7 separate regions of the Homo sapiens genome follow, and regions 1, 3, 4, 5, 6 and 7 are each linked to region 2. The links are chromatin loops, found by intact Hi-C in ENCODE. Cell type or tissue: endothelial cell of umbilical vein. All regions are shown on one strand.

What was found. Peaks named below come from ENCODE experiments on the same cell type or tissue, not always from the same donor. Only the 100,000 strongest peaks of a DNase experiment are listed, where the experiment ranks them.
Region 1: it touches region 2 in a loop (3-fold over the local background); 54 of 110 quality-filtered maps call a loop at or near these places.
Region 3: a loop joins it to region 2, with 2.9 times the contacts of the local background. A loop is called at or near these places in 2 of 110 quality-filtered maps.
Region 4: it touches region 2 in a loop (9-fold over the local background); 86 of 110 quality-filtered maps call a loop at or near these places.
Region 5: a loop joins it to region 2, with 2.3 times the contacts of the local background. A loop is called at or near these places in 27 of 110 quality-filtered maps.
Region 6: a loop joins it to region 2, with 5 times the contacts of the local background. A loop is called at or near these places in 39 of 110 quality-filtered maps.
Region 7: a loop joins it to region 2, with 5 times the contacts of the local background. A loop is called at or near these places in 18 of 110 quality-filtered maps.

The regions. Positions count from the first base shown.
Region 1 is chr6:156,947,061-156,951,060 of GRCh38, reverse strand. All of the region lies in intron 4 of ARID1B (AT-rich interaction domain 1B), which reads right to left. Among named protein-coding and RNA genes, the nearest start is that of MIR4466, 170 kb to the right of the region's middle. In endothelial cell of umbilical vein, no CTCF peak of the experiment used is centred here; a DNase peak (open chromatin) is centred at 2,030.
Region 2 is chr6:156,778,880-156,782,879 of GRCh38, reverse strand. ARID1B (AT-rich interaction domain 1B) reads right to left here. Exons shown (of 20, transcript NM_001374828.1): 1 at 3,409-4,000. It overlaps MIR4466 (microRNA 4466), which reads left to right and starts at 3,149; the gene lies at 3,149-3,202. RefSeq lists silencers at 3,019-3,188, 3,219-3,908, 3,979-4,000 and an enhancer at 3,750-4,000. In endothelial cell of umbilical vein, no CTCF peak of the experiment used is centred here; DNase peaks (open chromatin) are centred at 749 and 2,329; H3K4me3 peaks cover 3,726 bases; H3K27ac peaks cover 3,479 bases.
Region 3 is chr6:156,165,634-156,169,633 of GRCh38, reverse strand. It overlaps LOC101928923 (a long non-coding RNA gene), which reads left to right. Exons shown (of 9, transcript XR_001744423.2): 4 at 1,140-1,298. Among named protein-coding and RNA genes, the nearest start is that of SNORD28B, 210 kb to the left of the region's middle. In endothelial cell of umbilical vein, no CTCF peak of the experiment used is centred here; DNase peaks (open chromatin) are centred at 83 and 1,783; H3K27ac peaks cover 1,508 bases.
Region 4 is chr6:157,019,669-157,023,668 of GRCh38, reverse strand. The region is part of intron 4 of ARID1B (AT-rich interaction domain 1B); the gene reads right to left. Among named protein-coding and RNA genes, the nearest start is that of MIR4466, 240 kb to the right of the region's middle. RefSeq lists silencers at 1,394-1,483, 1,784-2,303. In endothelial cell of umbilical vein, a CTCF peak has its summit at 1,891; DNase peaks (open chromatin) are centred at 1,468, 2,058, 2,728 and 3,058; H3K4me3 peaks cover 1,540 bases; H3K27ac peaks cover 1,923 bases.
Region 5 is chr6:156,846,608-156,850,607 of GRCh38, reverse strand. The region is part of intron 2 of ARID1B (AT-rich interaction domain 1B); the gene reads right to left. Among named protein-coding and RNA genes, the nearest start is that of MIR4466, 69 kb to the right of the region's middle. In endothelial cell of umbilical vein, no CTCF peak of the experiment used is centred here; a DNase peak (open chromatin) is centred at 1,887.
Region 6 is chr6:157,182,574-157,186,573 of GRCh38, reverse strand. It overlaps ARID1B (AT-rich interaction domain 1B), which reads right to left. Exons shown (of 20, transcript NM_001374828.1): 13 at 2,139-2,343. Among named protein-coding and RNA genes, the nearest start is that of TMEM242, 140 kb to the left of the region's middle. RefSeq lists enhancers at 1-131, 132-632 and a silencer at 2,585-2,879. In endothelial cell of umbilical vein, a CTCF peak has its summit at 2,136 (motif pointing right); a DNase peak (open chromatin) is centred at 2,173.
Region 7 is chr6:157,273,119-157,277,118 of GRCh38, reverse strand. No RefSeq gene overlaps it. Among named protein-coding and RNA genes, the nearest start is that of TMEM242, 48 kb to the left of the region's middle. RefSeq lists silencers at 1,924-2,483, 2,684-2,773, 3,204-3,363 and enhancers at 2,158-2,989, 2,990-3,822. In endothelial cell of umbilical vein, a CTCF peak has its summit at 2,237 (motif pointing right); a DNase peak (open chromatin) is centred at 2,208; H3K4me3 peaks cover 1,008 bases.

The DNA of each region.
Region 1 (4,000 bases), 170 kb before region 2:
ATCCAAGCTATTTTTAAACACTTTTATAAAGAAATTAATTCTTAAATTTTGATCATTAAGTTATAGAGTATCTGGGTAATACTTTATATTAAAATACCAGAGTATTTTAAAAAATTCATTAGGGAGGCTAAAATTGCATCAATTATATTATACTTCATACATTTTTATTGTTTTAATGAGAAATTAGGTTTGTAGGTAAATTCAAAGGTAAAACTGGTAACAGTAAGTATGATTTAAGAAGGGATATGACAGGACAGTCAATAAAAATGTTGGGGAAAAGTAAAGTGCATTAATCTATTTGCAACGGTAAAGTCATAGTCATTTCCTCTATAACTTCCCCAGTTACCTTTACAGCAGTTACCACTAGATCTTATGAATAGTTTAAACTTCAATAAATAAGACTCGGAAAGAGCAGCGCTAAAAAACCAGGACAACTTTCAGGTTGTTACCCCCCCGCAAAATACCACCTGGCCCACAACAACATATTCATTTAATGTCATCTAATCAACTGCGATGGAAGAAGGCAGAATTGAAAAAGGTATATTTCCTATATTAACGTAATTATTTAGGCATGTCCCTTTCTCTTACATCCCCATATATATACACAAACCTATATAATATTTTAAATAAAGTTTCAACATTAAGTATTTGACTTAAAAGTGCATTTAGTGATACTACCTGATTCACCATCTTTGGTCTTCCACTAAAGACCTGTGTTATCCTTCATGGCTGGTTGCTCCTATTACGGTTATATGGTGTTTGTACCAAAACTCTGAAAACTCTTTGAGCAATGTAAGGAGTTTGCCTAAAGCAGATTTGCTGCAAACCAAGTAGATCTGTACCTATGCCTTTGCTTTTGCCTTCTTTTAGGTGATCTTGCTACTCACTAGTAATACCATGAGCTGAAATGAGCAAGGGAGGGTGAACCCCAATCACTGCAGCCACTATGCTACCAACCGACTCTGAGGATAAAGCTGGGGTGCAGATTAGTCTAACACTAGTCACTAACATCACATTTCCGAATTATCAACATATTTTAATTGTCCAAACTATACACCTATAATTATTCCTAAGGAGTTAGAAATAATTCACAAGTTAGAAATAATTCACTTGTTAGGAATAATTAATTAAAATGTATTAAAACCTAGAGGATTTCACCCCTTCATCTTCACTCGTCCCCATAGTTTAGTTTTTGGTAGCTCAACAAACCAAAAATGGCAGCGTAATACTGGGGAAATTCTTAAAAACACAAGGTTTATTAATGTAGTTTTCTCTTCTTTATGTTCTTCTGTGCAGGGTAAAACTGATAAAATATAAAAAATATAAAACTGAGGAACATGAAATAAAATGGATGCAGAAGAACCTCAGTGGCATTTACACCAACATTCTCTGCATCCAAAGAGTACTGCAGCATTGGGGTTCAGCAATGAAGTCACAGGCTAGGAGTCCTGGGGATCTGATTTAGACAAGAGTCAGCCGCCTGTTCCAGTTCCTTGCTCATAGGAAAGGAATGCTGAATCTCAGGGAAGTGTGGTGCACCGGCAGCCCTGACAGGCCCTGGAAGCCAAATATCATTTCACAAAAGGAGGAGGGCAAAGAAAAGGCAAGAAATTGACATTCAGTGGACACTTGTGAATGTGGCAGGCACTGCCAAAGTGGTTTATGAACCTTAGATCTCATGTATGTGCAAAGTACTCTAGGTGGAGTATCCCGGCTGAAAAGCTCAATTAGGTGTGAAATGTTCTTTGTCAAACAACAACGTGCATATTTAGATATATATATCTGATACCCCTAAAACAGGCCAGAATTATATGAAAGATGTTTTTATCCCTATAAAACATAGAAAATGCCAATTAAGTCAGCAAAAAAAGTAGTAAAAATAATAAAATCCTCATGAAGCCACTCAAGAAAGCCAGCATAAACATTACTCTTCTACACCAGGTGTTCACAAAAGGGTTGGGAGACTTGGAAGGCAGTGTTCTCTTCCTCTGAAATCACCAGCACTGATAAGACGTGACTCAATGCCACCTGAATGTCTTGTATAAAAAGCTCTGACCACAGTTGTGTCATAGCCATTGCTGCTCTTAAACTTTCAAATAGTCAAGACTTCCACAAGATGGCAAAACACTTCTGTGAAATTATATGTGCTGAAAGTATGAATTCTGCAACTATAGGTACGTGGTTCTCTGAAGATAAAATGAAAAAAGATGTTAAAGTATTTTCAGTAACCAGTATCCCAAAAGTAGATATTTTCTGTTGAGGATTTCTTTTCTTATTCCTGAATGTGTTATGGGAAAGAACAGACATTAATAAGCCAGTGAAATAATTTGATTTTTTATTTATTTTTCTTTACATCTAATATAAAATCTTAGACATTAGACACAATAAATGATTACTAAACATAACTGAATTTTTCTGCATCATTGAGATGTGGAAAAGACAAGATACTGTGTCTTAATTGAGGATGTCAACATTTAGGCATGCTGGCTAAAGAAAGGCATAAATGCAGCAACTATGGGGCTGGGCACTGTGGCTCACATCTGCAATTCCAGCACTTGGGCGGGCGGCAGAGGTGGGAGGACCACATGAGGCCAGGAGTTCAACACCAGCCTGGCAACAGAGTGAGACACCCTCCACCCCCACCACCCACTGCCCCCCCATCTCTATAAGAAATTTAAAAATTAGCCAGGCGTGGTGGCACACGCCTATAGTTCCAGCTACTCGAGAGGCTGAGGTGGGAGGCTGAGTCTAGGCGTTCAAGGCTATGATCATGCCCTTGCACTCCAGCGTAGGTGACAGAGCAAGACTCTGTCTCAAAAACATATTAAATAGAAATAAATAAATAAATGCAGCAACTATGAAAAGCAAACACATTTGGGGAAATTTGACCACATTTGTATTTATTCAAGAATACCCCTAACTTTAATCAAAATTAGCAAAATAGTTTTTTTATTTAAAAGGAGAGACTGTTTTAGCTTTGAAAAAGCTCACAGGACACCATGGTGGCACCATGCTCAGGAGCAGGTGCCTGAAGGAGCTGCTGTCATGACTGGAACAAGCTCCAGACAGACCACTATTCCACCACTGTTCAGCTGTCCTGCCATTCTGGAGTCTCTGTTTTCGTAGCTGGAAATTACAGCTCAAAAATAATCCAAATCAAATTAAATATATAAAAATACATGCATGTTAAGAAATCATTAATTTTAATTTTTCTTGTTTCATTAATTGCCCTTGGCAACTGTAATATGTTTCATCTTTAGCTTATACAAAAAGAATTTTTTAAACAAATTAAGCCAAAAGTTTTTCCCTTCATCCCTAAAGCAAAACCTTTGCTCTTTTCTTTGTCATTTCCTGGAGTAAAATGACAGGCCTTTTTAAAAATGAAGAAAAAATAGGGGGAGGGGCTTGATTTTTTTTTTTTTTTTAAATTAGCCCTTCAGAGTTCAGAGTAATCTTTCTAAAGTCCCATTTCCTCTGCTAGGATCCAAATGTACAAGAAACTCCTGGTGCTCAACGTGGTAACCCATTTCTACAAAATAAAAGGGGATATCTTTCAAAATAGCATGTTAAAGCAAGGTTCCCTGCACCATCGCCCCATACTCACACGCCCTACATCTGCAAAAAAGAAAAAAACAAGTAAAGGCATTAAATTTGTAGACTATGCCATACATACCTATATCCCCAAAAAGTTTCAGAGAAGGAGGAATTAATAATGAGACAAATTAAACTAAGAAATATTCCTCCAAAATGAACTAAAGTAAGAATGTAGCCCAAATCATTCAAAAGTATATATCAAACAAAGAAATACAAAGTAACTTGTCTTTACCCAAGGAAAGGAACCTATTTGGATAGAAATTTACTGCACTATCCTAAAAGCAAAGAAAATAAGACTAGCCTGAGTCCCAACTGAACTACAGAGTTTCAATTTTTATCTTGGGACTGTGCTCTTGCCCTAGTCCCAGTTACAGTTAGAGACACTCTGGGATGATGTGTGGAGTTG
Region 2 (4,000 bases):
ACAAAACTGCAGACATTTGTTATATTTTCTTTTCCTGTTTTTTAAATGATAGGCCCTTTCCATTAGCCACAGTTACTAAGTCCACCTTTTCTAACTATACACAGCCATCCATACTTTGGCAAATATATAAATTTAGGCCACAAAAATTTGTTTACAAGATTTAAAATATCAGACACCCTAAAATTTAACTGGGAGTGATTTTATCAAATAATGTATCTCACACACATTTTAAGGTAATCAGGAACCAGTTTGTAGCTTCCTGCTTCGCATGCTAGCTAATCACTTTTCTTCTAATGGTAAATAAGGCCCTTTTCTTAATACATTGTACTACGTTTTATAAAACTAAAAGTTAAAACTGCATTTATGGAATTCAGTAGAAATGTGGACATCATAAAACCTATGTGCGTGAGTAGACCTCAATATTCCTTTTGAGACTGCTCCATCTGAATACTCATCTTACAAAAATCTAGTAATAAACTGAATCGTCAAATGGCTTATTTCACTTTTTAAAAAGACCCTTCTCCTATAATATATACACGTTTTGTCCCAATTACGAAAACATTTGCCACCCAATAGAAACTATTTCCTGAAATCAAAAATGAAACTAAAAACATATTAAAAGCCAAAATATTTCATCATTTAACAATGTGATTTAATAGCATTTCATGACCTACAGTCAGGCAGTAATTTAATATTTTGGACAAATGACTGTTTCTTAGTATAATTACAACAACTAATACTAAATAATACTAACTTCCAAAAAGAAAAGAAAAAAAAGGATTGTAAAAAAGACACATTCCACATGTTACACGGTAAGGTACTTAAAAGAAATTCCTGAATCTAGGTCGCATGTCCATATTTCCCCCAACCTCAACAAAAAAAAAAAAAAAAAAAAAAAAAAAAAGCCTATTCCCAAGGGTCATAGGGACATAATGGATTCATTCTCATTACAAGAAAACAAAATACTGAAAATGATTGGTACCATTAAGAAAAAAATACTCTAAAGTAACATGGTCCTACATCTGCCTCTAACTTCATTCGTCTCTAGTTTACGAAGATGTGAATTTTAAACTGCTCCTTTAAAAGCAGGCTGACAAAGCAAACCTTTTTAAAATTAATTACGTGGGTTTATTTCCATGATTCTTCTCTATAATGTTTTTCCTCGTGTGAATCAAAAACAAGTTGAAATCACAAGTTTTCTATTAAGAATAGAAAAATCTATTATCCTTAAAAGCAAAACTCCAATAACTAAAGATCTGAAAGCAGTGGACAGCAGTGTTCAGCCTAGGATTCACAAGATTATTTGTTAAATTCAGCCCTTCCTTCACTCTGACAAGTCTCTAAGGTATGATTATTGTTAAAATACCTCTTCCTAAAATAAATGAGTTACATAAAAATATACATACAACGACTGTTGTTCCTCTCTAACAGATTAGGATTTTTTAAACTTTCATAGCATTAACATGAAAGAAAAATTATTTGGAAAAAAAGACACCCAGCACAACTTGCTTAGAATATAGTTTCCCTAATTCATCGTGTAAGCAGTTCAAACAAGGCTCAAATTACCTAATCTAACAAAACAATGAAGAAAAAAAAAAGATTATGGGGCATTTCTGTATTCTCCACATCAAAAGCAAATATGAAATGATTCTTAGTATTTCACAGGAATATCTCATTTTTCCCCTTTTAATTATTGTTATCTGCACAAATATGTGGTTTCCTCATTTCGTTTTTTAAATATGTCAATTCTAACCAAAACTCCTCATCCACAAATATCTTTGAACAGTCAGAACTGATAAATCACAAAAAAATGAAGCTTAAATCTTGTTTATCAGGTGAATTACACATCACCAAAATATATTGCTGCCTATCAAAATCTTAAAAAAATTTTAAGGTTTTATTAAGCTGCGTGTGCTGACAGAATTCAAATTTTTCCATAGTTGAATTTGTAAAGGGAAGACTTTTATAAAGGCTTTACAAATCCAAAAATTGGTAAAATTCGTGGTTTACTTATTTTTCAATGGCCTTATCCTCAGCCTCCAATTAAAGTCTATGATATATGTAATGTGCATATTCTAAGACTATCATCAAAGATCTGAATTTTGTAAATGCCCAATACTGGACACCAGCGAACTGTTTTTCTGTATTTGATCCTCTTATTAATAACTATGATTCATAATAGTTTCAGCTTTAAATACTGAACCTTACATTTGCTTGTAATAGAGCTCAGTTATTATTTGTGGCAAGAATTTTTGTGACTGTACTGCTCAGCACTTCTATTTACATCAGCAGTGCTAAATGCCCAATGGTGAGAGGGGAGCCAATCAGATGGCAGATTAGATGTCAACTCAGAGGCAGCTGTCTGGAGACTATTACAGCCAGTTTACCTCCACAATTCAAATTCCAAACCTTGCAAAGGAGATCAAGTCAGTCTTTAGGCTCAGCCTACTAGCAAGAAACAGCAAGAGTGCAGGACACTTCCTAACAGCGCTGTAGGACTCGGGTGACAGCAAAATAAAGAAAATCCAAATAAATACGATCCCAAAAGATCAATTTTCACTGGTCTGCTATCTTACTGGATTTGCTGAATAAAATGCATGCCTAATCCATGATCAAAATAAGTTCAATTGATCCGGAACGTGCTCCTTTCACATAGCCTGCCTGTTGAAGGTGACTCCCTGCAAGCAGCCCGTAAGCCCAATAATGGATTTCCCTGGCTATTCTAAGGAACGAATCGATGTATTTTACAATATTGCACCTCCATGTCGTTGTAAATTTTGTTATTATTCCTACCAGCAAACGTTCGAGCTCGAAGCCCGCACCGAGTGTCTCTGAATGGCTCTCCCTAAGTAGGAAAAACCCACTCGCTTGTCACAAAGCTAACCTATTTTCCCTGCCTGGACCTCGGAAGCCAAGAGGGAACGTGCTGTGGCTAAAGGTGTGAGAAAGTTCCTCATTCTTTCCCCCGTTAAAGCACATTGTGGGCGCTCCCAGAACCGATCGGGTGGCTCTTCGCCCCAGCCGTCCTGGCCGGGAGAGCCTATTTGTTACAAAAGCACCCGAACGGTCCCCGCCGCCCCAAACGGCGACCGCGCGGGTGGCGCCTCGGGATCTCGCTTCGCGTTCCCGGGCCTGGGGGAGGGGGGGGACGCGGGTGCGGGCCGGCGGGGTAGAAGCCACCCGGCCCGGCCCGGCCCGGCGAAGCCCTCCCAGGCCTGGACAGCGCGCCGGCCCCCGGGGCGCCCCGACCGCGGCGGGAGGCGGCCGCCCGTCAAGATGGCTTTGGGCGCCGCGCCCCCGCCGCCCCCGCGGGAAGACGGGGAAAAGTACGCGGCAAAGAAAGAAACTCAGGCTCGCGGCGCGGCGAGGCCGCCGGGCGGAAGCAGGCCCGGCTGGCGCGAGGGTTACCTGGGATCTGCCCATGGTCGGTCCGGGGGTGCCGGGGCTCATCGCCGGGTGACTCCTTTGTTGCGCGGCCGCCCAGGCCGGGCTGGCAGCGGCGTACTGGGCGCCCATGTCCTTGCCCAAGCCCATGCCCGCGGCCGCCTGCTGGCCGCCCGCCGCCGCCCCCGCCGCCGCCGCCTGGGACTGGGGCTGCGACGGCGGCGGCGGCGGCGCGCTGGGGCTGCTGTACTCGGGGTAGCTGCCGCCGTAGCTCCGCATCATGGGGCTGGGCGAGGTGAGCAGCTGATTGAGGGTCGGGGTGGCCCCCGACGGGTGCTGGTTCTGGCCGGCGAAGCGCTGGAAGCCCCCCGCCGCCGAGCCGGCGGCCGCCTTGCTGAGGCTCGCGGCCCCGCCGCCCCCGGGGCCCATCATCATGCCGCCGCCCTGCTGCCGGGGGGAGCTCAGCACCCCGTACCCCGCGGACGAGCCCCCATAGCCGCCGCCGCCGCCGCCTCCTGCTGCTGCCGCCGCCGCCGCGGCCGCCGCCGCCACAGCTCCCGCTCCTGCTCCTCCTGCTCCTGCTCCTCCTCCTCCTCCTCCTCCTCCGCTGCCTCCT
Region 3 (4,000 bases), 610 kb after region 2:
TTGCCTTATTGCACTGTATAAGAGTTTCAGCACATTACTGCATAATAGTGGTGAGTAATGACAGCAGACATCCTTTTCTCTGCCCAGTCTTCGGGGAAAAGCATTCTTTTTACATTTTTTTTTTTTTTTTTTTTGCCATTTAGTGTGTTATGACTGTAGGTTTTTTATAGGTGCCTTGTGATAAGGGAGTTTTCCTATTCCTAATTTTCTAAGAACTTATGAATGGGTGTTGAATATTTGAAAGTGCAACTTCTGCATCTATTCGAATATGTGAATTTTCTTCTTTATTAATGTGGTAAATTATATTGATTTATTATCCAATGGTAGACTGACTGTGCATTCCTTAAATAAATCATTCCTGGCCATGGTGTAATATTATTTTTATACATTTCTGGATTCTGTTTGCTAATATTTTGTTGATAATTTTTACATATATATTAAAAAATTATTTTTATCTATAATTTTTTTTCTTGAAATGTCTGTGTTACTCTTGGTATTGGTGTAACGCTGGACTCATAAAGAGTTGAGAAATGCTCATTCCTCCTCTATTTTCTAAAAGTGTTTTTGTTTAAAGATTGTTATCTTTTATCTCTTAATATTTGAAAGAATTTAGCATTAAACCAGTTGGGCCTGAAATTTTCTTTGTGCAAAGATTTTGATTGTGAATTTCATTTCTTTAACGGTTATAAGGCTACTTAAATATTAGACTTCTATGATTTTCATCGTATTTCTAAGGAGATCATTCATTTCATTTACCAAATGTGTTAACATAATGTTGTTTATGATATTTGCTTTTTAACTTTCTAATGTCTGAAAATATTTTAGTTATATCTCCTTTTTAATTCCTGAATTTAGTAATTTGTGTTTTCTCTTTCTTTTTTAAAGTCTATCTAGGAGTTTGTCAACTTTATTAATGTTTTTAATGAATCAACCTTTTCTCTATTTTTTTGTTTTCTACTTTATTTTTACTCTAATTTTTATTGTTCTTTGCTTTTGCTTTTTGGGGGTTTAATTTATTGTTCTTTTTTAGCCTTTCAAGATAGAAACTTAGATTATTGATTTAACTTATTTTGCTATGCTGATATTTTACACATTAGCTCAGGTATATGACAGATACCATTATTGCTATCATTTTACAGATAAAGAAACTGAGGCTCAATGAACTTGTAACGCTTTAGTGTCAGAGCTCTAGAATGGGTGAAGGCCAGATTCAGACCCAGGCATCGTGACTCCCAAGTCTGCTTGTGGATCCTTGAAAGCAAGGGTGAGCCATAAGCATTGCACCTTTGAGAGAACTGGTAAGTTAGAACCGCAGGGACTTCTGAGAGCTTCCTTCATCATTTTCTGCATGCCTCCCAGTGTGCATAGTCTCTGCTCCTTCTCCCGTTAGCATGAGCCGTGTGTGTGATACAGTGTGAGCACTGGTGTGGAGGGTTCAGATCCATGTGGGTGGCCCCCACACTCTAGCCAAGTGAGCATGTAAAGATGTTTTTATGTAGCTTCATCGATAATTAACTTCCACTCTCTGCCTCATTCCATGCCTCCCCACTTGCCTTCCTCCCTCCCTCCAGCCTGGGTGCTTGGGGGCCTAGGCTGGGGACCTCACTGTGACTAGCTTAGCAATTCTCTAGCTCCAGGAGGCTGCCAGGACCCAGGCGGGAGTGCAGGAAGTTTTCAAGGTCTGTGCTCCAGGGTGTGTGATGACTTGACTGCTCCCTGAAGAGCTCGCTGCTTATAATCGCATAGTTTTTGGCATGTGCTCTCTGACAAAAGAACAGATGTTTCCTACAAGAACAAAAGAACAGGGCATAACTGTTGGCCTAACGCTTTGCCACTAATAACATTGAAAGTGGAAGCAACAAGTCCTAACGAGAAGGTCCCTACAGGATCATGAAGCCAGTGCCAGGGAATTGGAGTCAAAATGAAAGAACTCACGGCTGCTTTTACGTTTTAATAGGCAGTGTGCTGGATGTTTTTTAACCTCTTTGGATAAATAGCAACAGGCTATTCTTTCTAGCTGTGTTCATGAATTTTGTAGCTGTACAGTAATGATGGCTTCACAAGTTCCCTTACAAGATCCCAAGCCCGTGTCCATTTCAGAGACACACTGAGAGGGTTATGACAGGCTCGGCCAACCCTGCAGCATCAGCCTACAGTCCATATATGGGGGAAGCCTTAGCTAAATCGCAGCTCTCAGCCAAACTAAAAACACCAGAGCAAGTTTTTCTCTTTGTTGCTGGCTGGAACTTCAAAGCACGGAGAGCCCACACACAAAAATGAAAAACAAAGAACCCTAAAAAAGGGCCCAGCCTCAGAGCCCACCCCCAAAAGTTTAGTATGCCTCTTGTGTTAAAAACCTTTCACCCCATATGTCACATGTCACCCAGGGTTTCAGTCGCGTTCCTAGAGTCATTCCTCTGATTTTTCATCTCTGAAGAATATCTTCTTTGAGGTTGTCCTTGGCTTTCGCCCAAAGGAAAGACATTTATTTTTTCTCATTCTTTCCCCCAACCACCTACCCTGACTATTTCTTCAAACTAACAGACACAGTGAAAATATTATTTAAATGTTTTTAACTTCTTTTACCATGAACTGTTGTCACCAAAAAGGTTCAATGTTCGGGTTTAGTAAGTCATGGTTAGCAAAGAACATTCACAGCATCTGATGTCAACAGGATCTTTACAAATCTCTCCTCCTATTTCCCTTGGACTTTATTGAGAGGGATGGATACTATATCCCAATGTGGCAACTGGACATCCTCATTTATATTTGTGGTCCCAGCTTATACCTTTTTCCTGATGTTCTGTTTGCTGATTTGCATGATTCATTATATGATCACCTCTTCTTTAAGAAGGGGTTTTGAAAATATTTCTTATGATTCTAGCAATTTATATCAAATTTTATGGTGCTATCATTATAATGCGAATGTGGGAAATGCAGAACCAAAACCTTGAAGCGACTTGAAATTTTCATAAGGCAAATCCATTCATCACATATACATTTGAGTCCATGTTATTTTTCTGAAAATGTGGTTGAGCTAATGCAATTATGAAAATGTTGTTTCTTGGAAATGAAAAGGTTTTGTGTTCAGCAGGGTACATAAAGTAGGTGTAAGCACTCTCATATTTGGGCTCCAAATATGGGTTACATGTTGAGACTGAGTGCCAGTTGAGGAGCACATTAAAAAAACACCCAATCATATGATTGTGTTATTCATAGTTATACATTCTGTGTCCCAGAGACTAAATATCAACAGCAGATTCCTTCAAAGATTGGATGGGTATGAGTGACAAAGTGACGGATCTTAACATCTTGAAATGGTGGCAGAATTGAGTTAGCTGTTTTTATAAAAAAAAATAGGCCAGGACGGAAGTTAGACACATTAGTGCTGCTGAATTTGTTTTGAATCAACTCTGTGGCTCTAGGCAACCAGATTTCTCTCCATGTGTCGGTTTCCTGATCTGCAAAATGGGCATAAATGTGTTTTCTCTAGGACCTCTCTCAAAATTCTCACGAAGATAAAACAGGCCTTTATTTGGGATAGTGCTTTGAAAGTAACGCATATTACACATGTTTCTCAAGCTGTACTTAAAACAGCAGGCTGTGATTTTGAGGCAGCCACATCAGAAGGTGTCTGGAGCTCTCGGCCTCTGTGGGGCATGCTCAGAGTGAATTGAAATTTTTGGTCAGTGAATCCTGGTGGCTAAATGACTATTTTCCATATTTAATTCATCTATTTTTAGCTTATTTTCATGACTTGATTCAGAACTTAATAGAAACAAATGTGCATCTATTACAATTCAAAATTGAACTTCCTGGGTGGTGTTGGGTGGGAGAAACAGAGATTGAAATGAGAGAGAGAGAGAGGAAAACTTAACATTTCTATGGTAATAAAAAAGTAGTTTTTACAAAACTGAAAACACTAAAAATTGAACCCACAAAAATGGTATGATGAAACCAACTGAATTTCTGCATTTGGAAGCAAACCAGAACTCGGTGA
Region 4 (4,000 bases), 240 kb before region 2:
ATTTTAAAATCCAAGACTTTCCAAATAACATAAAATAGTGACTGCAAACCACACTTAGATGTACCTACAACGTCAGACCCATTATGAGCAATGGCAGGTAAGTGTAACAGTAGAATATGCCACGACGATGGGGAGAAATCTTTTACTCAACCCTTATTACACTGTTTCCAAATTGCTCCAGTTTATGTAAAATAATTTGTATTGTTTTCTTTTTTAATTGTACATATCCCTTCTGAGATACAGAGAAAATTAAGCTTTTCCATAAATTCAGTATTCACAAAGCTAGGGAGTTAAAAGCCTGTAAACACAAAATTCACTGACCTGCATCAATTTAAGCACTATTAAAAGAGATTGCAGCTCAAAATCTAAAAAGAGCTGCTAATCCTGCTCTACAGATAGTAACCAATCAGTGTTTATCCTCACAATGCATTTGCTCTTCCTGTTAGGAAGCGCCGGAGTGAGGAGAGGATATGGAATACAAGAGTATATCCTAGTATGCAACTCACTCCTTCTTATGAAACACCTAAATAATAAATTCAACTTAATTTAAACTGTAACTGGCAAATGTCATCAGTTAACAACAATGATCAAGGTCAGAAATGTCCCTGCTATTATTTTTATAAAATCTGTATACAGATCACAAACACAGAAATTGCTACATGAAAATTTCTATGCATATTCACACGTGCGGTAAACACTACAAGGCATAAAAACAGAAGAATGTTAATATTCAGAACTCTTCAAGGCCATTTCTCTTAAACATTTCAAAATACTTTTGGATTCTGTCTCTACATCAACACCGAAAACTGACCCTAACCCTAACCCTACGTTGTTATAATGGATCATCAATTAAATTTGCAGAATTCCAAAATTAAGTTGCTTTGAGTCTGATAAAAATACACACATAAGTTATAAGTTATCTGCATAAGAATTATCAACAAGAGAACAAATTAGAATTTATGGTCAAATTATATAGTTCACAGAGTGAACAAAAAGTGTAAAACCAAAGTGGCCGTCGCTGATTGCTACTAGTTGGATTAAATGCATGTCTTGGTTAATCTACTATAGTTTCATGTGTTGTTTAGCTTACTTGAAAAAGTCGTCAAATGTTCCTAGATTGCAGATTGCAACATCCTACCTAAAACACCTGCAAGTGACCAAGAGACCACCCAGTGATCCCAAAGTCTCCATGGCAGAGACAGGATGAAAAGTAATATCCCGACAAGACTCTTCAGCATTTAATTAAGAACAGGAAAGCACAGGCAGGAGATGAAACTTTACAAGCCTAGGCGTTTCTCGGCTTTTAAAAAATGCTGTGAGTTGGTTTTCCCAGCAAGGAAGGTTGATGAGCATGCACTTGGCTCCAAGAAGCAGCTATTACACAAATAGAATCCAAGTGCCTGGCTAAGCCGCCCAGCCTCGGTGCGTCGGGTAACAGCCAATGGCGGCGGCCTGCCAGCCTCGCCCCGCCCACCTCCCGCCGGCCCCGCCCCTCCACCTCGCCCCCTTCCGCGGCCCCGCCCCGCCTCCCCGCCCTGTTCTTGGCGGCCTGGGCTCCGCGGCCCTGCTGGCGTCCTTCGTCTGTAGTTCCTGGCTTTTCCACCGTCAGCCACTCGTTTTAATTACGCGAACGGGTTCCAACTCATCCAGCCTTTAAGTTTGGGTGGTGGTTTTGAGAGGGGGAAAGAGATGCACCAAAGGAAGTAGGGGAAAAATAAAACCTTAAGCGCTGGGCGCGCCACGCGGGACGCAGAGGTTAGGGGCGCGCGGCGAGGTAGCGGGGCGGCGGCGCGAGACGGCGCAGGGGAAACACTCGGTGCCTGCGTGAGTCTGGCCGCGCCGGCTCATGTGTACGCGAAGCTGTGTCAGCAGAAACTTTAGAAAACACGCTGTGCGAGCGGCCGCCGCCTCCCGCCTCCAGGAGGAGCCTGCGGGCGCGCGGGGCGGACGGTGCCTGCAGGCGGCGGCCGCGCTTGCCCGGAAAGGAATGTGGCTGCGGCCGGCGCCTCCTTCCGCGGGGTCCCACAAAGGCTCATCTGTGCGCGGCGCGGCGCCGTCGGAGGAGTCCGAGCCTGTTCAGTCAGGCTGAGGACGCGGTTGTTTTCGTCCCCCTGTCCCCGCCCCCACGAGCCTACGTGCGGGGTAGGGAGGGCGGCACCGGAACCCCCGCCCGGGTCGGGCCGAAAGGAGCGAGCGGGGCCTGCCGGCAGAGGCCGCCGGGCTGCTGTGTGACTCGGTCCCCTCCGCGCTCGCCGCCCTCATCCTCGCCCAGCGCCTCCGCGGCAGGGTTAATTCCGCCCGCTGCCTGGTGGTCCCACTCCCGGGGGATTCCGGGGTCCGTGGAATCACTGGTTCTCCCTTCGGAGGAGCTCGGCTTCTTCCGTGGGCGCGGGCGAGTCTCCCCGCTGTACCGCGGGGCCGGGGCTTGAATAAAACAAAAGAAACCAAGGCGAGGTGTGGACGCGCAGTGAGGACCGGAAAGCGAGGCCTGAGAGCTGGCGGCCTGAAAGCGGTCCTGCGTCCTTCACACCCTCTCTCTAAAATCCCCCTCTCTCAAGCGGGCCCTGACCAAGAGTAAAAGCGCAGCCGAGGAGGGAAGGACGCCGCCGCCGCGCAGGCATCCGGGCAGGGACGGGTGGGCGGGAGATTCCGGGCCGCTGTTCAGGGCAAGCGCTAAAAGTTTCCGGGTCCCCGAATTTCTCATTTCTTTATCGAATTCTGCAAAGAAGTAACGTTCCTTCGGCCATTAATATTGTAAGAATGTATCGTTTCTAGCCATAAGTTCCAGGTTACTTTTTGTAAGAAAATTAAGGACTCAAGTAGATCAGCCAAAGAAACCACGTACAGCATAAACTCACGTACCACTCCTTAAAAAAATAATTTATTGAGTTATGACCAAGAGTTATATAAGGGGAGAGGTAACAAATCTTTGGTGAGGAAAAAGCGATGGAAAAAATATTAGAGAAGCATAATTTTGAGGAAATTACATATAGTTTGAAACCACCACTGTTTAATATTTTGACTCGCGATCTGAGTAGGAGAAATGACCAAGCTAGGCTGTTGTTTATGTGATGCCATCTCATTCAGTTCTACCTACTATTTATAGCTCCAACAGCATCAGAAAGAAAAACACATGCCTAGTGGCTAAAGCATTCAAACACAACCCCTTATAAAAAAGTTAAAGTTTGGGTTAATTAAAAAAAATTAATTTCATATTAAATATATATTTTTAGGTTCCAATTTACAGTTATGTAGTTATATATTATCGCAATAAAAAGATCTGCCCATGGACTGGTTTTTGGTTTTGAGACATGTTTAAATTACATCCCTTACAGAGTGCTCAACTTGTATGGGGGTAAATGACTAACATGATGTTATCTACAAGGTTAAAAAGCAAGAATAAAGAACTAACTACATTTTAGGTCAGTTCTTCATCAGAGAAGGAATGTTAAAAATTTATTTCCATCCAATTTATTTTCTAAATATTATTAATTTTCTTAAATAAAACATTTCCTGAACGGCAAATTTGCTTGTTATGTCTATTCCCTCCTTCCTGAAATGACTTTCTCCTATCCCTCTAACAGCTTTGTCTTTTGCTACTTCTTCATCCTCCAAGTTGTGCCAATTTGTTTCACTTTTTATTTATCTTTGCTAAAAGAGAAAGGCAGGGGGCGAAAAAACCCTAAAGGACTTAAGATTTTCAGATGGTTCTAGCTCTAGAAACATAATGGCTGCATATGAAGGGGAAGACAGGAGTCGTCCAGATACACCCAGATTTTCTTTTGGCTTGGTGGGAAGAATGAATGGCATGGTTGTGTCCTCGGCAATTTGACATGCTTGTGGTATATCCGCGGAGGTGACCCGCTGGCAGCAGGAAATACAGGTCATGGCACAAGTTGCAGGAGACTAAAGAACATGGATTCGCAGGCAATTAGATGACAGTTGAGTGAGCGTGGATGACTGAGTTTTATCATAAAAAGGCATCACAAAGGACGATAGA
Region 5 (4,000 bases), 68 kb before region 2:
AAATTACACTAATTACAACGAAGAGCCACTCTGTGATCATTAAAAATTACTATGCGTTCAGTGCAAGGGGTGATTCCAGTGTTTCCACTTCCCCATTCTACTTTCTATTACTTTTCATCCTTTTAGGCACTTATGTCTTAAAAGTGGCATAGCCTACAAAATTAGGAATTCAAAATACAAATTCAAAAAAGCCGCTTAATTTTAGAAATAGGTCCTCAAAAAGAAAAATATTTACACAATTTCATGTGAGAATTCAATCCTAAATAAGAATACTGGCGTCCAAAATCACCCAAAATGCAATAATAAAAATACAGATTCATATTGTCCAGTCAAAAAGAGTCTCCAATTTAATCATATATTGTAGCATTCTCAAAACTTCCTATCATTCCGTCCCATCTTTTCCATTTTCAGAAATGAAGTGATAATTCAAATGGGAAACACAGTAATTGTGTACAGTGCAGCCTGTCAATTGGTCCAGTTCTCTTCTGCACATCACCTTAAATACGTGCAAGCCAGATATGCTCTCCCGGGGCTGGGCGGGCCTGCATCTAGTAACTATGTGCTTAAAGTTGTCCAGGGCTACTAGATCAAAGACAGCCGTGCAAGAACACTTCCAGCTCTAACAGGTGCCACTTTGTGCAAAAACATCCACAGGAGTATTACAAAAAAAGACAGCACTGGGTTTCAGAAAGCCCGGTGTCAAAAAGGTGCTTTCATGCATTTTTAATCCGAGAGAGAAAGTGAACAATTGTCCTTCAATAATCAGTGTCAGGGCCAATGACACGGCTTCCCCTCCTTAGGGTCCACCCAAACTGTGACAATTGGCTTACCAACTACGGTCCTTAAGGGCTTTAAAAACAAAAGAAAACCAAAAAAGCTATCCTCCCCAGCACAGAAAAGCACCCAAATATTTGTCTTTTTCTTCTTTTGCCCCTTCCATCTAGTAATGAACAAGAAAAGAAGGAGAAAATGAATGTGATTGTCTGCTCTCTGGGACAGAAAAACATGCAAAGACTGTAACGATTTACACAAAGAGGTGTTTAAATTTTGACTCTTTTAGACTACGTAAATGCAGATGCTTCTCTCTATGAATTAATTAACATTCTGCTATTTAATATTTTAAGTCTTAGCAGCGGGTCCCACATGTTGGCTGACTGTGGGGTATAGCCTGAAAATTATTTGTAATGACAATTCTGTAACATTATCCCTCACTTTACCAAATTCCTTACCAATGTTTAATAACAAAACAAAGCAAGGTATCAATGGCATTTATTACTTTAACCCTATGATTTAGTATATAAAACTCTTCCAGGGAAGAGGGCATGAAGGAAGGGAGACAAAAATGGTTTTCTAAGTACTCCCAGGGGAGGAGAGGGAAGAACCCTGGTAACACGTGAGTACCTTCAGAAGAATCGAGGCAACAATTTAGAATAAAAAATAGCATACATAATCTCAAGGAAATGCTGGACATAATTTAGGAAAAATGCCACTGGACACAGAAGACCAAAAATGAAGACTAAATGTCCCCAAATTTTTGACATTTAATAAATATGTTTCTCCAGGAACCTGGTGCTCAGTTAATTAGTGAAAGTATATGGACCCAGGCGGTGAAGTTTCTCCCTGGCAGAAGGGGCAACAGGCTTCAAAAATAATGGGAAATTTACTCAAAGTTGTCTCCTTGGTTATTGTAACAAATATTTTACCAAAAGATATCAGAGAAGAAAGGGACTGCCATCAGATGACTCGTCTTTTATTTATGATGACAGAGCTAAGACTTAGCGAGGCAGCAGGGCCTCCCCACACTTCTGGTCTACCAAGCCAGAGAAGGCCCCCCGGCACCTCCCCTCATGCTAAGCTCCATTCCCAGGCCAGACAAGGCTATAAAAAGCCTGGCCTTGGGCCAGCTGGCAGACCACACACCGGGTATTTTTAACTTAAAGGGGCCTGAGGATCAGGCCAAATCCAGGGCACCAAAAATGCACAGAGAAGAATAACAACCTCCAGCCAGGATGGTGGTCCACATGGAAGATCCTTTTCCTGAGTTATCCTAATTACTAATGGGTGTTCTAATCGTGATGAAGACATTAAAAGATAACATTTGGGAAAGCTGATAAAAGTGGGTAGATACTTCATTTTGGAAGTGCACGATCACTTTGAAAGACCATATGTAGAGTTACATAAACAGCAATGTGAACACCAAACACTGGCCAAATAAACTGAACTCTTATTCTTTATTCCTGACACATAAGGCTACAGACTTGACTTTTGTTATAATTACTCTAACAGTTTGCTGTTGTTGTTTTTAGTTTCACACTGGTCTTGGCACTGGGCCACACATACAGATACTGTGAAGCTGTTCTCTTCAATAAAGCTCAAATACAGCAACAGTACAACTGAAGGCTGAGGAGCTAAGGATTATGCTACAATGACTAACTTCATTTTCTGGGTTCATAAGTATTAATCGGAAATTTCTTCCCGTTTCATTCTTTATTGTTAAAAATTACACTGAAACACAGACATTAGTTATATTTTCTGCCTTAAATGAGCACCACTGCATCTTTCCTTGAGGACTGAAGACTGGCAAAGTCTCCATCACGATTCTAAATATGAATGCTTAGTATCACCTGTCCAGTGACAGGGCAAGGGGAAGGCCAGGTAGGTGGGGTCTCAATTACAACACCCTTGCTCTGACTGTTTTATTTATTGGATTCTCTGGTGGGCTTCCAGGGAGGAGGTCGAGTTGGGTTCTGTGACTCCTGGAGAGCAAGCCACATCTGCAGAGAGCCGGGTCTACAGTCAGAAATTTCTTTTCGAACTAAATATAACCTTAAAATACTTTACTTAACTTGCCTCTTTTTCTCTCCTAAAGGCAAAGGATAACCAGAAAAATCATGTTTACCTGCAGACGTGTGTTAATAACTACCAAATGTAAACACATTCAAGATATCCTTAACATTTACAACACTAGGATCATCTTCATCCTCATTAAAATATATCTGCTCTCATCTGCAAGAAACCTCCAAAACTCTCTTTCCTTCCCATCGTCTATCTCAGCTGGACTCTCCTCTCTTACCCTTCACTGGGGATGTTCTCTACAGACCCAGACCTCATTTTGCCTCTGGATGGTGGGAGAGCCTGGCCGGCCTTCCCACTTCAGATCTCCCATTCGCTGGGTCCTAAACACAGCTGGGAGACCCTTTCCCCTGAGCAGCACTTCCTGAGTTCCCTGAAGCTTTTCCTGGCGAATCTAAACAAAGGCCACCCCACCCTTACATGGCCTCCTCAGACCAGGTTCCCTGCCAGAGACGCTCCAGTTGTGCTGTTTAATTCATTTATTCTTAGGTTTATTCTTAGTCTACCAATTCCTTGAGACACTGAAAACTCTGGCACATTACCAGATAGCACAGTATTAAAACCTATTAGAAAACAGGTTGGTTTAAAAAAAAAAACTGCTTATTAAAGATGCCTTTGCAGAGGTTTCTGGTAAACAGACAGATTAAATGCTCATGTTTCTCTCTACTCTTCCATGGGACCCCATTAAAATGACAGTAAAGAAATAAAAACAAATACCACAAGGGCAAAGAAAACATGAGGTGAGATGGTAACAGATAAGAAAGGTCAAAAAAATTTTGGAAGGAGAAAAGCAGAAAGACAAGTGATAATTAAAGTTTTAATCTGTTCTAGGTGACAGGATAAGAAGCAAGCTAATTAAAGTGCAGAACCCCAAAGACAGGAATCAGAGGGTGGCGGGGGGCTGGGTAAACAATCTGTAGGGAGCAATTCAGAGATCCCCCTTCCCAATCCCCACCTGTCCTGTAGGAAGTCAAGAGGACTTGCCATCTGGAGGGGCCACAGCAGGCGAGTCCATGGAAAACGGGGACTCAGTTAAAACACGTAACAGGCCCGTCCCCCAGTCAGCCTCCAGCTCTCCAGACACCCTGACTTCTCCTCTGAGAGTCAACGATGAGTTAGTTACTGGGGAGGGGGAGATAGCAGCATG
Region 6 (4,000 bases), 400 kb before region 2:
ACACTTTCCCTAATGATGGGACTGGAATCGGAGAGGCCACCTGCTGTGTGGGTGGCAGTGAATCGAGAGGCTTCTGAAGACCAGGGTGCCTCTGCCTGCGACCCCCAGACGCCTGTGTGTGCCTGGAGCCCCCTGCACGCGCTCTCGGGGCTGGACGAGACCAGGAGGCTTTCCTTCCACTGCCTCCTGTGTCACAGGCCCTCGGCTCCATCTGGACTACTGAGAAGAATGTATACCAGGAGTCCATTTGCAATCCAAGCTCTTTTGTGTAGTTAAAATGATAATGTTGCCATAAAAATGACAGTTTAAAAAAGGGGAAAAGGGAACGGCTGGCTGTTAAGAGAACAGGCCCTCCACTTTCTGAAGGATCTATACGCCTCAGCAGGGCCCCCGTCCTGAAGCTGATGCACACTGGGAGAGCTATTCTCCATACACAAGTGCAGCCCATTCAGTGACACGAGTTCTTTCCTGGCAAATAAAATGTACCCTTAGATCTTTACAGACATCACCACTTTGGTCCCTACGCCCCACTGGGTTTTTATTTTGGAAAAATAGTTTCAGAGCTGTTCACAGGCAGCTTGTTTTACTCTGTGAACTGGATGTAATGTTGTGAGATTTTTAAAATTAGATTTCCCAGTTTTTAAGGGACACCTGAGTTGGTAAAGCCTTTGAATCTTTAAGGATGAGGTTAGCGAGGATTTCTACTTGTTTTTAGAGCCTACAGATGTAATTCTAGGTATATTCACTACAAGTGCACTTTGGGCCTAAAACGTATTTATGTGAGATCCCTTGATTAGCAACCTTGGATATCAGCTTTGCCATCCAGACAGCAGCTAGAGGAAATCATTAAAAATGAAATGACCTCTTTCTCTGGCTTCTATGTGTAAACATTTCACATATTACAAAGGTATTTTCAATACAGCCAGAGGTGTCTGGTGGGTATCGTGTATACTGTAGCACCAGATGCCCCAGATAAGACCTTCTACTCCCCAGCTAGTTGGCTTTGGGCAAGTACTTAGATTCCACGAGACCTTCATTTTCTCATGGATTTTAAAATAGTATCAATGTCACAGGGCTGATGTGAAAATGAAATGATAGCACTTAGAAAAGGGCCCAGCACACTGGAAGTGCTCAGGAAACATGGGCTGCCAGCCACGCTCAGAACAAGCTGTGTACAGGAGCGGTGGGTGCAGCCACATCTCATAGACAGGGACCAGGAACAGTGAGGCTAATGTGCTGAAGGTCGCTGACTGCGAGGCAGACACAGATAAGAGAATGGTCGGATCTACTGGAGTAAGGTCACCACCCAGCACTAAGGTGCCAATTTCTTCCCCTCTCTACTATTGCATTTATCAGAATATATGATTTTGTCATTTCAAATCTGAAAGCCAAACGGTAGAACGAAGGCTGGCAGGGGAGCTGAAAGGAATGGGAGGGTCTCTGTCAGTGGGGAGGAGAGGGAAGGGAGCCAGCAGGCGTCACTGATGTGGCTCGGCCTGCGAGCGTGTTGGTGGCCAGCGCTGCACCCATTCCTAAGACCCCTGACTTCCAGAACAAGGCTGCAAAAGACCACCTGTTTCCAAAACAAGGCCGTGTGGATCCTTACCACGACAGCTTGTTAAATTCCCTAGAAGTGAGAACTTGCTGGGTAGGGGACATTAGAAACGAAGCCCAGGCTTCATTTTACTAAAGTTCAAATCTGAGGATTTCCGAAAGAGGGCGGGGGAGCTCGAGCTGTCGAACCTGTAGGGTGGCATTTCCTAGAAGTGCACATGTATTCAAACTGGCCACTGGGGGATCTTTATTTTGTGTAGAGGTAGATGGAATCTTTTTGAATACTTGTATAAGCAATAAACGTATATGGCTTAGAATTCGAAAGCCTGTTTTGATTAAGGTAAAGCAAAAGAAGGGGTGCCTTCCAAGTGTCAACCAGAAATGGCCATATCCCAGATTTAATTCTCTCATCCCTTAACACTGCCAGTGGGCGTCCAATTAAATAAACAAAACGACACAGGAACCCCCCACCTCTCAAAAGTCCCAAGTTCCCTGTTGGCCTGACTGTGAAACCACCTTCCCGGAACCTCCCAGGCCAGGCGCCTGGGCTTTCCTGGGCCAGTGACTGCAGCGCCGCCACTTACCAGGAGATGGCGGCTGGAGCTTGGGCTGCTTTTTGGTGTCCCCGGTGCTGAAGACTTCCGGCGGGGGCTCCTCCCCACGTTCGATCTTGCACTCAAAGGCAAACAGGTACTGAATATACTGCTTTTTCAGGGAGCTCGCTGCACTGCTTGAGGTGCCAACGTTTAGGTTGGTTGCCAGCTCACGCCACTTCTTGTTTTTATTAACCTAGTGAAAAACACGGCAGGATCATTGGTTTGCAACAAAGTGGCTTGTTTAAAGCCAGGAGACAAAAAAAGCACTTAATGTCTTGGTTGACTTTTCTTCATTTGCCTCTTTTAACTAATGCTCATTACTCCCACTCAGCAGTGCATAGGCAGCATTTACAGTTATAAAACCATTAGGGAACCTGCTGATGGCAACAGAAAAAGCACTGCTCGGAGGTCCTTCTGCCCGCCACATCTCCCAACGCCTCACGCTCATCCCACTGCACCTCCAATTAAGGAAAAAGGGCATCTCAAAACATTTAAAAAGCAACAACGGCACTATTTTCCAAGTTAGGTTTTTGGGCACTGATGTGAAAGTGCTCATTCCAGCAGCTGCAAGCCCTCAGAAGTGGGCCTGTGATTCTGGGCCGTACCCATCCCCTCACCCCAAGACTGCTTGGGGTGTCAGGCAAAAGCAAAAGCAGCACCTCGTGCAAAGGCAAATGAGCCCCTGGACCAACGGCCCCCAACTTAAAAAGCATGATGCGATGCCACTGGCCACCAGCCCTGCTGACGGGGCAGGTGCACACCTTCCTGTGCGGTGCTCTTACTCAAGGAGGCTTAAAGGGCTGGAGACAACACAGTCGCAAAAGGAGGAGAAAGAAAGAGAACTCCTGAAATGTGACGTCAAGATCCGAGGCATTATTTTAACCTTTTGATTCCCACTTGGGAACAGGTTATGAAAGGTTAAACGGTTAAACACATGGATGAAACATGAGGATTTGCAAATAACTTGGGGAAGGTTTTGCCTTTTGATGTCTCCTGCGTTGTGTGGCAAGGGAGGAGGTAAGGGGACAGTGGTTTTTAATGAAATATTAAATTTCTGGGTTCAAACTTTCTCACACGGCTCTTCTGTCCATTTACTTAGTACTCGGTGGTGTATAATAAATTGTGGATGCTCCCGGAGATGCCCACCGCCCTCTTTTGGCACTGAATGCAGGGCTGCAAACTGTGGGTCTTCAGGTTACTTCAGAAATGGCAAGCTGGGCGCTGCTCAGTGTGACCTAAGAAGGAAGGCTGGGAGCTGAGCTTTGTGTGGTGGCAGCACCTGCTCCCAACCACATCTGATGCCCACAAGGTACACAGCATGATGGGGTGGGGACAAAGATGCAACCCAGCTACATTCCAGCAACCCTCATTATAAGCCCGCGGAGAGTCTCATGACAGACCCAGCCTGGTTATATATACTGTGGACACAGTCACAGTAAGGAAGTAGCCAGACACTATCTACTCTGTGCTGGCTGATAAAATCTAATCGTTTGAGCAGTCTTGGTGATTCTAAAAAATCCATGTCAGAAGAGGCTAGGTGCAGGGGAGAAAGGTCAGGGGAGTCCAGGGGCAGAAGGCAAAGGAGCCCAGGTGCAGAGGGGAAAGGTCAGGGAGTCCAGGTCAGAGAGAGGCGTGTCTCAATCATTCTCTTTGCTGACCATCACTCACACGTGGTATCACACGACTTAGCAGCTGGTTATGCAGCGTCATGGGCAAGCTCTAATTCTTTCTGTCACAGGTCTCAGTTCCCCCATGGAATGGATTAGGCACCTAGTGGGAAGGCTAAGCACAAAGAAGGCCTCCCCTTTCTCCCCCGAGACGCAGCACTGAGACCACGGTAGGCCGTCAGT
Region 7 (4,000 bases), 490 kb before region 2:
CTGCACCCCCTCTTTCTCAACTCTCCCACAGCCAGCCTGGCCCTGCTCCTGGCCTGCGAGACCCCTGGGTCTCTTCCCCACCCCCATCCTTTCTGGACACTTTCCGCCTTATTCTTCCGGCAGCTATCTTGCTTATTTACCAGGGTCGTGTCTCCTTAGAAGGTCACATCCCCTGGTCCTGCCAGAGCGTGGCGCCTGTGGCCAAGGGGCACCCTCCCCAAGCTCACCTCCTCAAGACAGGCCCAGACTCTCCACATCTTCTGAGCCACATGAGCAAAGCACCTGCCATTTATAGAGGCACCGAGTCCTAACTGCAGGTCATATTTTCAGAGAACAGCCCTATTGATGAGTCTAGGAAACTAAACTCAAAAAGTGACGGCAAAAGTCATAGTTCCAGAAAGGTTGGCATGTGGCATTATTCCACTGCAGACAGTGACATCCAACCCACTTAGGTAGACAGATGCACCTTTTCGTGTGCGGCCATCATGGGGCACTGGAATTTTAAACCTTTATAATCTACTTTCCCCATTTTCCCTCAGTGAACATGGCTTGCTCTTCTAACTAAAGAAAGTGAAGGAGGGATATTTGTGGCATGTTTGTTTTTTGAGAATAAAATAATCGTTGCCTACAATACATGGGTTGATCTAAAACCCCAAGCAGTCCCCAGGCCCCCTCCCTCCCTGGGGAGTGGAAGTGCTTGGAATCCTCCTTGCTGGGACTCAGGGCTGGGCTCTTGCCTTCTAGGGCCACTCCGGTGAGGTGAGATCATGACAACTTTCAAGGTTCTCTCTGCCTTGGGAGTGAAGCCCTGTGGACTTTGCACGCCCACCTGGAACAGGCCTGCTGTATGTGGAACTGTGTCCCCACAAAAGGTATGTTAAAGTCCAAACCCCTGGTGTTGAAGATTTCAGTGTTGAAGCCTTCTTTGAAAATCAGGCCTTTCCATTTTCAGCAAGTTAAAATGAAGCTATGTATGTATACACACACACTTTATTTATTTTATTTTTATTTATTTATTTTGAGAGGGGGACGCTGTCTCACTCTATCACCCAGGCTGGAGTACAGTGGCGCGATCTCAGCTCACTGCAATCTCCGCCTCCTAGGTTCAAGCGATTCTCCTGTCTCAGCCTCCTGAGTGACTGGGATTACAGGCACCCGCCACCAGCCTAATTTTTCGTACTTTTAGTAGAGATGGGGTTTCATCATGTTGGCTAGGCTAGTCACAAACTCCTGACCTCAGGTGATCCGCCTGCCTTGGACTCCCAAAGTGCCGGGATTACAGGAGGTTTTTTTTGTTTTGTTTTGTTTTAAACGGAGTCTCACTTGGTCGCTCAGGCAGGAGTGCAGTGGCGCGATCTCGGCTCACTGAAACCTCCGCCTCCCAGGTTCAAGCGATTCTCCTGTCTCAGCCTCCTGAGTAGCTGGGATTACAAGCGCCCGCCACCACCCCTGGCTAATTTTTGCATTTTGGGTAGAGATGGGGTTTCACCATGTTGGCCAGGCTGGTCTCGAACTCCTGACCTCAGGTGATTCGCCCTTCTTGGCCTCCCAAAGTGTTGGGATTGCAGGCGTGAGCCACAGCGCCCGTCCAAAATGAAGCTAAATTTGATGAGAGTGGGCTCTACTCCAAGACCACTGTTGTCCTTGTAAAAGGAGAAAAGACAGACACAGGGACACAGGGCCATGTGGCCACAGAGGCAGAGACTGGAGTGACGGGAGACAAGCCCCGAACACTGAGGACCCTGTACCCCAGAGGCCAAGAGAAAGGCATGGAACAGATTCTCTCCCCCAGCCTTCGGGGACCTTGACTCTGGACTTCCGGCCTCCAGAACCGCGTCTGTTGCTTGAAGCCTCCGGGTCTTCGCGGTGCAGAGAAGCGCCAGGCCTCCAGGGCCTCGCCTCCCGCCGCCCGCGCCCGGCCCCGGGTCCTCCCTCGGAAGCCGCCTGTCTGTCTGCCGCCGAGTCCCACCGGGCTTCGGCCGGCACTGCCCGTTTACCCTCCGTCCCTCCCATCCCTCCCGGCTCCTAGAGGAGCTGGGTCCGCGTCTAGCTCCTCGGCCCTCCCCGCGCGCTCGGCACCGCGCACGGCCCACGCTGGACAGATGTCCCCGGCCCTCTCCCCGGACGCCCCCAAGGCCCCTGCCTTCCAGGCCGAGCCTCCGCTGCCGCCGCTTCCCCGCGCTCTGCAGTCCCCGCGGCGCTCCCGGGGCCGCCGCTCGGCCGTGGTGCTCGCTTCGCCCAGCAGAGGGCGGCCGAGGCGCGGGCCTAGGCGGGGCTGTCGCCGCCTGTACGGGGCGGGCGGAGCGGGGCGCGGGCGACCTGACAGCGAGGCCCGGCGGCGCGTCCCCACAGCGGCCTCCCGCCCCGTCCGGGACCGGGGCTGCGGGGATGACCCCTAGCTGGAGGCCTTGGCTGCCTTTTGCTCTTTTGTTTTCTGTCTGGTCCCCTGGAACCGGGGCCACTGGAGGCTCCCGGAAACGCGCAGGCGACATCTCCCCGACCGTCCTCATCAGAAGCCCACGGAGCCCGTCCCGCCCACGCGTCCTGAAGGCGTGGCTGCGGGTGCCGTGGTCCCCAGGTCCCGCGTCTGGCCGCGCCCACCTGGCATCTCCCTGGACGCCCCCAGGCGCAGAGACTGAGCCTCCTCCCGGCTGCAGCGTCGGTCCCCGGGCGTGGCCGCCGTTCCCTGTCCCCCGCGCGTGCTCCCAGGAGAGTTCAGTCCTCAGCGCCCGCAGCTGCACCCTCTCGGAGCCCCTCATTTACCCACCTGTATCCCACTCCCGACCCCGGAACTCTCAGCACCCAGGGGCCGCCCTCTGCATGGTGGCTGCCAAAACCCAAAAACCAGAAGTGGGCTTTTCCTAGTGCCTTTTTGAGATCTAAGTGGTGTTTCTGGCGGTTTGGGTTTTAAGGTGCCATTTTCTGTCTACTTTCTTTACTTTCTCGAATGACTTTTTCTTGTTATAAGTAACTACATGTTCAAGGTCAAAAAATGAGAAAACATAAGCAAAAAAGGCACCTGAAATCCCAGCTTCCATCAATAACTATAGGAATATTTTGGTGTCTGCTGCCACATTTTCCCCTCTGCGTGTGGGTGTGTGTACGGTGATATGTTATTTTTCCAAAATAGGGATCCCTCCCATCCACCTCGGCAATCTGCTTTTCCACAGAGCAAGGCAGTGAGAACGTCTCTCTGTGAACCACAGTGAAGACGCACCCAGCAGGGTATAGGAGCTGGGCCCGCTGGGAGGGCGAGTGTGGGCGGGGCATAGCCGGCAAACCCAGCCCACCCGAGGCCTGGCCAGGGGAGGGCCCTCCCTGTGAGCCTCCTGGGGGCCCATGGGCCCTGTTACCTACGTCGCCTTGGTTGGTGAGGTCTCATCCCTGGCTGCAGCTGCCGGGCTTCAGGGTGTCCTTTTAAAGAGCACCTCGAAGAAGAAAATCCCATCCTTTCCTCTAGTCCCGGAAGAGTCCATCTGCAGTTGAAACAACTCTGCCCTTTGTAGAGTGGCTCTTTCTTGTGTGGATTTAAATACAAGGAATACAAAACAAATTCATATTGACCCCAAGGAGCCCCATTCCTCCCTCCGCCTCCGGACAACTAGGGTGCCTCCAGATCAGCAGTTCTCAATGAGAGGCTGGGGGGAGGGGGTTGGTGGGTGGAGTTTTGCCTCTCTTCCCCCAGGGGACGTCTCTGGTATTGCCTAGAGACACTAAGAGGGTGCTACTGGCACCTCGTGGGTAGAGGCCAGGATGCTGCTAAGCATTCTGCCATGCACAGCACAGGTCCCCACGAAAAAAGAATTCACTGCTGAAAATGTCGGTAGTGCCCAGATTGAGAAATCCTGTCCAGATGTTTCTCGACACTCTTCCAGGGGTCCAGGAGCCCAGGAGTCCCGAAGCCTAGGTCTGCCTACAGCACCGTCCAAGGGGTAATGGCCCTGGCTGATCACTCCCAGGCCACGTCCATTAGCCCAGGACCTGAAACGACTGGCGACCA